Regions from separate parts of the Homo sapiens genome. Here region 1 is linked to region 2. A link is a contact called in ENCODE Hi-C or POLR2A ChIA-PET data. All regions are on one chromosome and are shown on one strand. The core of a region is the stretch at or near the end of the contact, and the rest is flanking DNA. Distances in the headings are between cores, read along the strand shown. Region 1 overlaps SH3PXD2A (SH3 and PX domains 2A). Region 2 overlaps SH3PXD2A (SH3 and PX domains 2A).

Region 1 (5,688 bases), core at 2,100-4,599, 100 kb after region 2:
ATTTCCAAGGATCTACATGCAGGGCTTCACATGCAGGGCAGTTAGGTCCAGGCAGGAGCTTTGAAGATAATAACCAGAGAAATGTTCTGCTTCAGATCTTAGAATCTGGGAGGGGGTGGGGAGTGTGGGGGTGAGGGGGTGGGGAAGGGCTGTGCTGATGTGGAAGCTACTGTGGAGAGAAATGGAAAAACCAAAGAGTGTGGGGTTTCTGTTCAGATGACAGAGCACCCTTCAAGTGCTTCCTGGCCTCATGGCTGCAGAGTGTGAAGGGCAGGGTGCAAGTGTCCATCTCCCTGTGTGCTCCCAGAGGGAGAAACAGAGGGTCCATGTGCTGTTCCGAATGAAACTGGATCTGTATGGCCCTCAACTCATGACCAGAGAGGGTCAGCGACCGCTTGGGATCGCTTTGCACGTGGTTCCCGGGCTGTGTGACACAGGTGGGAACCCGAGGCCGCCTCGTGGGTGCCTGGCCTTCGGGAACAAAGGAAAACATCTGAAGAGGGAGACATAAGGGAGGGGAAGTACGGGGAGACCCACGCTGGGGTGCAGGGAACCAACTTGTACAGGGGGGAACCAAGGGTCTATCAAAGGGGTCAAAGGGGTGTCCAGGCCTCCTGTTGTTATCTGAATAGACCCCCAAGTGCTGCCCAAGTAGTACCGGGTGTGAATGTATGCTTCACGACCTAAACTGGTTTAGCTCAGCAGTTCTTTTTGTTTTTTTGAGACAGGGTCTCACTCTGTCACCCAGGCTGGAGTGCAGTGGTGCAATCATAGCTCACTGCAGCCACGACCTGCTAGGCTCAAGTGATCGTCCCACCTCAGCCTCCTGAATAGCTGGAACTACAGGCACACCATCGCACCTCGCTAGTTCTTCACTGGGGGTCCACAGGGGGTCTGTGAACACTTGCCACTGCAAGTAAAATTGTATGTATCCACTCTTTTCCTGGGGAGAGGGCTTCCATCAGATTCACAGAGGGGTCTGTGGCCCCCAGGAGGCTTAGAACCACGAGTTGGTGAAACCCGGGGAGCAGCTCCTTGGAGGTGGGCCTGGTGAGCCTGGGACTCTCAGAGTCAGCCAAAAAGGAAAGGAGCAAAACATTTCTGAGAGCTGCCCCTGGGCCACACCCCAGCTCCCAGCGGGCTCCCACCCTGCCCCAGAGGACAGCTTCAGAGAGGAGCCTGAGGCCTACCTGGCTCTGAATACGCCGGCAGGGACTGGGCACAGGGAGCTCACCACAGAGTGACGCCAAGTGAGGGAAGCCACAAAGCAACATCAGTGAGTGGGTCTCCAGCCCCTAGACGCCCCCCAGCCATGCAGCCCAACATCCCTGCAACCTGCTAACACCAGGCAACTCACTAGGCAACTAAGTGTTGGGAGAAACGTGGATTCACTCATTCATTCCTCCTAACAACCCTACCGGGCAGGCAATTTGAACCTTCACACTACAGATGAGAAAAGCAAGCCTAGAGAAGTGAAGGAGCCTGTCCGGAGTTACGTGGTGACAGCCAGTAACCGGTCCCAGGGAATGTGCCCCCAGTGCCTAAACTCTAAGCTGCTCTCTTACACAATCTCTCAGGGACATGAGTTCTGAGGTGCACCAATGACCAGAGATGGAGTTAGCAACTCCCTTTGTTCTTCCTCTATAGGATCCGCCATACCAAAATCAGCGACCTGATAAATAAGCAAGGCTTTTCAAAATGAACGCCACTAAAACTCATCATGGCAGGTAAAATGGGTTCGTAAAGATGCTATGCTTGGCTCATAAGTTAATTTCCAAAGAACGATTCCAACCCCTTCCCAAACTGCATCTACAGGTCAGCAATGACCCACGTGGACAAGCCTGGCCAAGCTCATGGCCATTGCCAAGCTAGGGCCAGCACACTGCACTAGCTGCTCCCTGCTTGCGTATCCCCTTTCCACACACAGGGAATGAGCCCTCCAGGCAAGGGAGGTGGTGGTGGGGGAGCAGCATTCCTTTCTCCTGAGATTCTGCAATGCAGGAGTGGGTGGGGGACCATAAGGGAAGAGGGGGAAGAAAAGTTCTGATTTGGAAGTTTCCACTGGCTTTCAGGCCCCCTCCAGCTCATCAATGAGTCCTTTCAGGGTTCCCTCTCCCCAACTGAGTTATCACTTCCTGTCCAGCACACTGCACCCATTGATGGGGTATCAGCAAACCCCACCAGATTACACTGGAATTAAGGAGACTGGACATGAATTGAGGAGGGAAGAGGAAGAAGGCTGGAGAGTAGGGAGTGGCTTTCAATCCCATATTCAATGGGATATTCAATCCCACATTGTTGGATTAAGAAAGGATTTGTAATACAGGAAGCTAGGTCACCCTTGGCTTGTCTCATAGGTAGGGCAATGAGGACAATGAGATAGAATTAGGTATTGGGGGCAAGCACACGGTACCCAAGATGACCTCTCCAAGATGACTGACAACCAAAGGCCTGCCAAGAAAGGAGTGGACCCTGGCTGTGAGGGTAGAAGTGAGTGTCTCTTTGTGTTTTTATTGGCCTAAACCAGGCTCACAACCCCGAGAGGAATCTAGAACATCTTGGCTCTACCTGAAAGGGCTGCTGCTCAACTCACACTGATTCTCCCTTCTCTAGTACTTGCCTGTGATCCGCAGAGGTGGGCTCCCTAGTGGCCATGTCTGTGCTAAAAGACCCTCAACTCCCAGCCATACTGATTGGTCCAGAGAGGGCATCTGACCCAAGCCAGACCAATCAAAATCGTCCCTGGGATTTTTCAACTTGGAACTGGGAGTCAATTTCCCCTCTGTTGGGAGCCAAAAGATATAAAATTCTAGAGCTGCTGACAGCCATATTCCTCAGGGTGTGAGGTAACAGAAGCTGAGGGCAGTGCCAGAGGGAAGCAGAGACAAGACAGAGGGAGAGCAGATCCTGGTTTCAGGCATTCCTGAAGCCTCTGCCTCACTGCCCTTCTCACCATGTGGTCGGCTGCACAAGCTTCCCTGGTCCCTCCTTCCAATCACATCTCCTTTGTGTCTAAGCCAGTGCAATTGTAAAACTATCACTTGCAACCCAAAGAGGCCTGACTAACTTAGCTGGCATCAAGGGGGGTGTCTGCAGGGGTAGCTGTGGGACCCATACTACCATTCCCTTGTGAACATGCCTTTGTGTCTTAGAGACACACACCTACCACGTACATGTACAAACTGGGTGGCAAGTGCCTCATTCGGTCAGACAGACACCGTGGTATGTATGCCTAGTTTGTGCCTGTAGTTGAAAAAATTGCTTATTTTCTGTTTCGGTCTTCCCTGAGTGTTTGCTTTTCTTTGCCTGCAATGATGCAGTGGCTTCTGTCTCACCCTGGATGTTTATAGACACACGTCTGGTCAGGCACACAGCACCTCCCACCATCCTCCCGCCTCTTCACCACAGTTTCCTACCCTGCAGGCAAGGGAGGGTGACAAAGCGTTACTGTTAAGACCATCAGAGGAGGCCAACAAAGTCCTGAGTGTCTGCCTGCAGTATGCAAGATTGAGACGAGCCCAGCTCCACCTTCCAGCTTCCCTCCTCTGTCCCTCTGCTCCCACCTGGACTCTGACCCTGACAGCTCTCTTGGGGGCTCCCTGGATAAGCGAGGGTATGAGAGAGGCCAGCCCACCAGAGAGACTTGGGCCACTGTCCGAGCTCTGACAAACTCACCTGCAGGTCAAAGAACTTGCTGTACCTCCGGTAGATAGTCTGGGAGGTGGAGTCAGACCAGGTCACATTGATTATGTATACCTGTGGGAAAAAGGTAAGAGCAGGTGAGCAAGGCTGGATTTCAAGCTGTCTGTGCCAGGCATCATGTAACATGACTGCAGGTGTTCCATATGGCAGGACCACTCTTTTACTCATCTCATCTGTCCCTAGGGGCTAGCACAGTATCAGCTACCATGTAGATGCTACAATATATGTCTAAATACACACACACACACACACACACACATACCCCTAGAGGGATATTTCATCAAATGCCAACAATGATTATCTTAGGAAAGTAGGATCAGAATGAGTGGTTTTAATTTCCTTCTTTTTATTTGTATATATTTCATACAATAAACATAAAATTGAGGTCACTACATTTTTGTTTGTTTGTTTTTGAGACAGAGTCTCATTCTGTTGTCCAGGCTAGAGTGCAGTGGTGTGATCTCGGTTTACCGCAACCTCTGCCTCCCTGGTTCAAGCAATTCTCCTGGCTCAGCCTCCCGAGTAGCTGGGAATACAGGTGCCTGCCACCATGCCTGGCTAATTTTGGTATTTTTAGTAGAGACGGGGTTTCGCCATGTTGGCCAGGCTGGTCTCGAACTCCTGACCTCAGATGATCCACCTGCCTTGGCCTTCCAAAGTGCTGGGATTACAGGCATGAGCCACCACGCCTGGCCTTTTTAGATAGCTAATTTCCACTGGTTCACAAACTTTAGAGTGAATGAGACTCTATAAGAGGCCCTCCGAAATTGCAGGTGGACCCCGCTCTCTGAAATTCTGCAGACCTGGGTTTTGAGGGCTCGGATGTTTACACTTTTAACAAACCCCAGCTTGTTTTGCTACTGTGGATCCTCAGAACTCACTCTGAAATGCCTTTCAGGAGACCAGAAGTGCTCAGAGATGTGTGATTCATCTCAGCATCCCTGTCTTTGCTCAGTGCCTGGCACAGAGCAGGTGCTCAGAAAACACTTTGCTATGTTGAACAAACACACTGGTCTTCTGGATGAGAAACGGATTTGAAGAAGAGGCGTTAGCACGTGGGAGACTGGAAAAACTTTTCTCTTTGGGAGCCTCACAATGAAGGCATTTCAGGGCCAGGCTGTCACCCCGGTTCCCAAGTCTCCATCAGGCTCTGCCAGAGCTCATGCCACTCTGGAAGGCTGAATTGACTTAGGAATCCTTGGAGAAGGAGAGAAAGCCCCCAGTCCACACAATCTGGCCTGCTCTTCCCACTATTTCTGTCCTTCCTGGGAAAGGCCTGAGTTAGAGGAATGGGTGCCCTCCCACAGCCTCAGGGCTTTTCTGTTGAACTTCTCCCTGGGAAGGACACCTGCAGGGGTGTCTCCAGGAGGACAGTTAAGGGAGGGCACTGATAAGACACAGGTAAGACCTCTGCCCCCTTTCCTCCCTCAGGAGAGAGGCAATGGCTGTAGGTCCTCAATGGTGGTTCCCAGGCCAGGGTGCCCTTTAGGATCACCTGGGGCCGGGGGCAGGCTTCATAAAAATTCAGATTCCGGGGTCTCTGCCTAGTCACTGTGTCCTGTAGGTCTGTAGGGGTGGGGCTGGGGGGACTCTACCCTAAGAATAAAATAGCCAGTGAGGCCAGGGATCTGGGCCAAGATGAGGAGGAACGTTAGCAAAGAGAAGTGGCATTTAGACACCTTGCCATCAGACTGGCCCACCTCCCAGGTGCCTGGAACAGGGTTTGCCACAGGCGTGGTGAGGCTTTGTGCTTGGCTGCTCCGGTGATACACAGGAAAATGAGCTGAATCCAGTCTCTTCTCCCTTCCTATCTCTATGACACAGAGGCAGACTCATGCCATGGCGAGTTTTTTCTGAAACGCAACCAAGGAGAGGGCCATAAAGCCAAAGCAAACAGGTCTGAGTGCTGCCACCCAGAGATGGGGCATTTATGACATGTGGCCCTGATACAGAACATAAGGTAAAAGGCCACCCCTATCTTCATCA
Region 2 (5,785 bases), core at 2,211-4,710:
GCCCACGGCCGGCTAGCCGCGCGCTCCGCAGCCGCACGCACTGCGCGCCGCGCCCGCCCGCCCGCCCGCCCGCGGGCCCCCTGCCAGCCCGGCCCCCAGGCGCGATTCGCCCGCCCCGCCCCGCCCCGCCCCAGCCCGCCCCGCTAACTGGGGCTCACCTTCCCTAAGCCTTGGCGGGGAAGGGCGAGGCAGGTTCTCCTCACTTCCCAAACTGGGAAACTGACGCTCCGGGATGGCGCTCGCCGGAACCCGGCCCCTACCCAGCGCTGGGAGCCCGCTCTCCCCGCCACCGGAGCGGTTCACCTCCCAATTCTTTGCATGGCTTGCCCTAGCGATGCAAAGAATTGGGAGGTGAACCCAGCCTACTCAGCCCGTAAGTCACTACTGAAATGTCACCTCCTCAACGTGTCTTCCTCAAAACCACCCGCCAGGTAATCACAGATTTGTGTGATCCTTTGATTAAAGTCTGCCCCTGTCCTAGACCCGAGACTCGCTGGGGGCCACTGTGGCTGCTTCCTCTCACTGCACGCCCCGAGAATGGCAGAGGCCATGGATAAGGTCCTTCTCAAAGGCTACAGCTGGGGAGTCGGGGTGAGGAGCGGGTAGTGGGGGGGACAGAGGATACTGCAAGGTTAACTGGGAGGCCAGGAACGGTAGGAACGGAAGTGGAGCTTCTGAGGAAGTGGGTTCAAATGCTGTCAGAGAAAGTAACTGCTGTGACCTTAGGCACTGCACCCTCCCAGCCTCCGTTTACCTGCCCTGCCCTCCAGCAAAGAGTCCAGACTCAAAGATGGGCAGATTTCCCAAATCCTGCCCTTGCTCCTGCCTTCCTTATCTCCCCACTCCTCCCACCCCCCTCCATTCACCAATCCTCAGGGGACTGGGAAAGGTGAGCTGGCTCCCTTAACCTGAGCCTCACATGCCCCTAAAGGCTGAAAGTTCTGTTCAGTGCTCAGGGAACAGTGGAGGGGCTGGCTGGGGCTCTCTCCGGAGTCCGAAGGAAATGCCTTCCATTTTCCCCAGGGGCCAAAGAAAATGCCAGTTGCTGCCCATCTTTGGTCGAAGCAAACTAGCCCGCTAGTCTGCCACTGGAAAGGCGGGGTTGGGGGTTTGGGGGGATGCGGTGGAAGGGGGTTCTCTTGGAGGAAGAGGCAGCAGGCTCCCAGGGAAAGGAGCAGAGTCATCCTCATGGAGGCTCCCCAAGATTCCAATCCAGGAGGTCTAGGGGTGCCCTCCAACATTGGAGTGTTTATTAATCTCCAAGGTGATTTGCCTGCACAGCCAGGAGTGGGGAGCTCCCCCTCTCCTAGGCATCGACCTTTCCCAAAACTTAGAACCCACTTAATCAGAATGCTGGGGGCAAGGTCCAGGAAATCTGCATTTCTGACTCTCTCCCCTTCCTTCCCCATCTTGTTTGAGAACCCCCTTGGTATTCCATGTCTCCTTCAATCCTCTCACCCACACTAAGAGGAAGGTCCTATCATCCTAATCCATTTTATAGATTAGGAAACAGAGGTTCAGCCATTGCCGAAGGTTGCCCAATCTGGGGAAGGGCTGTGGTTTATAAGCCCACTGGAAGGAATAAAAACTGCAGCGTGGATGGTGTGGAGGAGAATCTGGGAAACCGTTGCCTTGGAAAGGGACTACAGAAAGGTGGGAGAGCTTCCATTTGCCCCCTCCCCTGGCTCCCACCAGTCAGTCCAGGGAAGGCCTTAACAAAGGCATGCTTGCCCCCCTTGCAGAAGGAAGACTGGGCAGAGACTGAGTCCTAGCTGTGCCCCCCAAAAGCTCAACTGTGCAGGGAATTCCTGAGAGGAGGAGGAGAGTATTAGATCGTAGCTGTGTCCTGCCCAGAAGACTTTCCACTCCCAAGGAGGAAATTAGCTTTTCAGGCCTTTTCACTGAGGGCTACTGGGGAAGGGCAGGGAGTGAGGGCACTGAGGAGCTACCCTCTGCTGTCCCACAATTTTCCTGCTGGTCCTGGCAGGAGAAGCCCAGGACTGATGGCCCACTGACCATCCCCCTGGCTGCCAGTAGCCCAGGCAGGGGTGGCTGCCTCACAGGAATGGCTGCCTTCTCCAGCTCTGAGCAGGTTGAGGCTACCCAGGCTGTTCCTATGAGACAGGGAGTTTGAGACCAGCCTAGGCAACATAGTGAGACCCCCTATCTCTACCAAAAATAAATTAGCTAGGCATGGTAGCAAGCACTTGTACTCCCAGCCACAAGGGAGGCTGAGGTGGGAGGATTGCTTGAAGCCCAGGAGGTCAAGACTGCAGTGGGCTGTGGTGGTGCCACTGCACTCCAGCCTGAGTGACAAGTGAGACTCTGTCTCAAAAAGAAAAAAAAAAAAAAAAGAGTGGGGAAGACACAAAACTCACATGCTTGGAGGGCCTCCTTTGTGCCAGGCCCTGGTTGGTGATTCTCAGCCTGCTATTCAATGGAATCATCTAGAAAGTGGTTAAAATTCAGATGCAGGGCCCCACCCCAACCTACTGCATGGTCTGCATCTCCAACAAACTCCCCTGGGGATTCTGAGGCTGCTCCAGTGTTGCATAATCTCCATCAGGCCTCCAGCCACCCCTAAGAAACATTTATGCTCAGTAAGAACAACGTGCTTGTAGTGCTGAAGGAGCCTCTAGAAAATATCTCTTGGCCTGCCTGTCCTTCAGCCAGAGTTCAGAGTCCTCCCCACCGAGGACTTCCGGGTCCCTCCCTGCAGGGGGTGTGGGCTCTCCTCTTGCAGGTGAGAAGACCAAAGCTTAGAGAAGCCGGACAACTTCCTCAAGGCCATAGTGAGTGGGTGAGACCAGGACTGGGGACCAGAAAACCCAGGCCTTGCTCTGAGGCTCAAGACAAATGCCCACTTACCACCCCTTCCTGGAGTAGTGGATGCAGGAGTAGAAGGCAGAGCCCAGAGGGCCTGATCAGCACATGGGGTTAATGGGGTGGAGGCTGAGGTCCTGGCAGTGGGGGTCACCAGGCTGTGACTGAATGGTGGGAACGAAGAGGAATCCTGAATCCTTCAGGGTGTCTGGCCTGCCCGAGCAGGCGCTGCCCTAATAGGAGACCTTCTGGAAGTTTCCAGTTGGGCATCCTTTAGCAAAGCCATTTCATATTTTTAGCTGCTGAATAGGGTGATAAGCAGTTTAGGTATCCAGTGGCTGGGACTCTCCCATCCCTCACATACGAGGGCAAGACGCAAAGGCAGGGATCCCCCTTCACACCATGACCACTTCCCACTGCCCTATAACCAGTTCCAGTCTGGCAGGACAGCAGGGCCCTCTGCTGGGGCTCAGTTCCCTAACAACTCAAGAACCCCCCCTCTTCCCATCAGTCCCCTTCTCCAATCCACACTCCGTCCTTGCTCCAAGTCTTGCCCTGAGCTGGTGCTGACAGCCCCCACCCTGCCGGTGACTCCACTCCTGGTAGGTCACAGTCTAGCCTGCTTCCGACTTGCTGCTGAATCATATCGGCCAGGGAGCCACAGGAAGAAGAGGAGGGGAGGAAGGGCGGGGCTAGCATCTCCCTCTAGCGTTGCCAGAGGCTAATGTAATTGAAAAGGCCTCCCAAGCTGTGTCCTAAAACAGCTCCCATCAGACCACTCAGCCATTCATTCTCTGCAGCTGGTCCAGGGGTGACTCAAACCACAGGTACAGTGACCCACAGTCCCAGGAAAACAGGGACATGGGACTTTCAGGGCTCAAACTGGACAAACTGGGATGGGTGATCTCCTGTGGTCCACAGGTCTGGCCTGGCTGGGAAAGAGGGGTGGAGTTCCTCCAACCAGCACTCCATCCCTCCCCATCTAAACAAGGACTCCTGGGGCCTCTACTCCCACCCCGCCCCATCCCCGGGTGATACGGTTCCTCTCTTGGCCCCTCCCCATAGGATGATGCAAGCTATGTTTGGATGAGCAGGTTCTGGAGACGGAGGCCTCCAGTTCAAATCCCTGCTGCTTGCAGTGGGGGCAGGGGGGTGCCCTTGATCTACTTTCTTGGCCTCTTGAGCCTCTACTTCTCTATCTGTAGAACGAGGACAATAATAGCACCAAACCCCTGGGGTTTGGGGAAGATGCAATGTACAGTGTGTAGAAAGGGCTTCGCACAGTGGCCGGCACAGAAACTGCTATAAATTGTCTTTGTTGTTATTCTTTCATACCTGGGCCCATCTGACCCACCTCAGTTGCTACACAGGTGGCAAAGACCTGTTTAAACCTGGGTCCTACAGAGCCCCTGAAACAAAAGGAGCTTCTCCTTAAGGACCTCACCACGATGCTGGCAGACAGTGCCAGGCAGGTGTGATTCCAGCCCCACTTTCAGAGTTTTGGGCTTTCGCAAATGCCAGAACAACCACTGGTCTCTGTCTAGCGCCGAGCACCAGGAAGTGTGTTCATCCCTGACCCACAGGAATGGACGCACGCCTCTGGACCCCTCTATTAGGACACATTTAACCTCCCAAGGAGTGGCCAACTCTCAGAGCCCCAAAACCAAGAGATGTAAAGGGCTTGCATTTTTATGCTAATGTAGACCCGAAAGGGTTTTTCTTTTTTCCTTTCATTTTATCTTGGCCAGACACGCTGTGCTCCCTCCCCGGATGCTCTAGTGAAATGGCTGGTGTTGGAGACTGCACAGGGAGAGGCTGGTGGGGGCAGGAAAGGCACTGAACAATTCACATGTGTTGTTCCCCTGTTTTGACACATGGCTCCCCACACTCTGCCTTCCCCTTGAAAACTCCCAGGATTTATTCTTTGGTGTTCTGAAGTAGGCAGAGCAGGTGCTCACCCATTTCATGGATGAGGAGATTGAGGTCTGAGGCTTCAGTGGCTGGCCCAGGCTCCTGAAGCTAAACAGACAGCCCTGACCCACAATGCTCCAAAGGGGCCACGCTGAGGCCCACTAGGGATTTGGCCACAAGGAGAGGTCACACCAGCAGCGGGCAGCAGGCCCTCGCTGGGGAATGGAGATTGCCATCCTGCCGTTCAGAGTTCCCAGAGTGAGAGGTGAAGCCAGGAAGAGCCACTGAGGCACGGGAGAGAGAGGAAAGGGGGCTGGGCCTGGCTGGGCCGGCTCTGTGGAAGGGTGCTGAGTACCTGCCAGGTGGAGTTCTGCTGAATGCTGCAGGGTTGTACCCTCCACTGCCCGCCACACCCCTCACCACTCTCCCTCCCACTGGCAAGTGCCTTGGCAGAGAAGGACACACACACAAACTTCCAGCCTGATGTTCTCACCCTTCTGTCTGCCAGCTGACATTGGCTGCTGGGCCCAGGATGCCTGTCTGCGGGGCCTACAGCCACTGGGAACTGCTCAAGAGGCCGGCTGGGCTGCCAGACAGCTGACTTGGGGGTGACCTTCAGAGCCCAGCAGTCACTGGGGACATGGGCACTATCTAGAATATGAGGGCTGGAGAAGATGCAACCTTGGCCAGGGGAGTGACGTGGGGCTCTTGAGGTACATAATGATTTTGACTGCTGTTATCAACCTAAAAGCACTTTTTAAGCTCTCGCTGTAGGCAACCTCATTAAGGCCTGTGCAGGCAGGCAGAAGAGATATATGTGACATAAGTCCAACGAGAAAGCCAACATTCTCAGACAATCCACGCTGAGAATTACAGGAGGGGTTACACTCAGTGCAGAGAAAAGAGAGGTCCTGGGGGCTACAGAACATCCCAGGTAGCTTCCTGGAGGAGGAGGCCTTAAAGGACAAGGGGGTTTGGATCCATAGAGGGATGCAGGGGGAAAGCTCTACAAGCAGGAGCAAGCAGCTCCAAACAGTTGTGGACTGGGCAG

Evidence for each region. Hi-C counts contacts between places; a loop is a spot of excess contacts on that map. ChIA-PET counts read pairs that join two places held with the same protein, here RNA polymerase II (POLR2A). Pooled maps may share reads with other maps.
Region 1: a loop to region 2 is called in a pooled map, with 3 times the contacts of the local background. The contact joins two enhancer-like sites. A Hi-C loop is called at or near these places in 1 of 168 maps with a recorded cell type or tissue (DLD1) and 3 of 50 pooled maps. POLR2A ChIA-PET finds 5 or more read pairs at or near these places in 2 of 52 experiments (WTC11 and activated CD4-positive, alpha-beta T cell).

Annotation. Positions count from the first base shown.
Region 1 is chr10:103,797,607-103,803,294 of GRCh38, forward strand. SH3PXD2A (SH3 and PX domains 2A) reads right to left here. Exons shown (of 15, transcript NM_001394015.1): 2 at 3,676-3,756. Among named protein-coding and RNA genes, the nearest start is that of SH3PXD2A-AS1, 54 kb to the left of the region's middle. RefSeq lists an enhancer at 2,665-3,166 and a silencer at 3,396-3,475. Within about 2 kb of position 3,350, at least 4 of the 41 ENCODE cell types and tissues checked have a DNase peak (open chromatin) inside an H3K27ac peak, as active enhancers do.
Region 2 is chr10:103,693,176-103,698,960 of GRCh38, forward strand. All of the region lies in intron 5 of SH3PXD2A (SH3 and PX domains 2A), which reads right to left. Among named protein-coding and RNA genes, the nearest start is that of SH3PXD2A-AS1, 51 kb to the right of the region's middle. RefSeq lists silencers at 1-118, 3,166-3,225, enhancers at 2,535-3,281, 2,846-2,955, 3,391-3,535 and a cis regulatory region at 3,458-3,468. Within about 2 kb of position 3,461, at least 18 of the 41 ENCODE cell types and tissues checked have a DNase peak (open chromatin) inside an H3K27ac peak, as active enhancers do.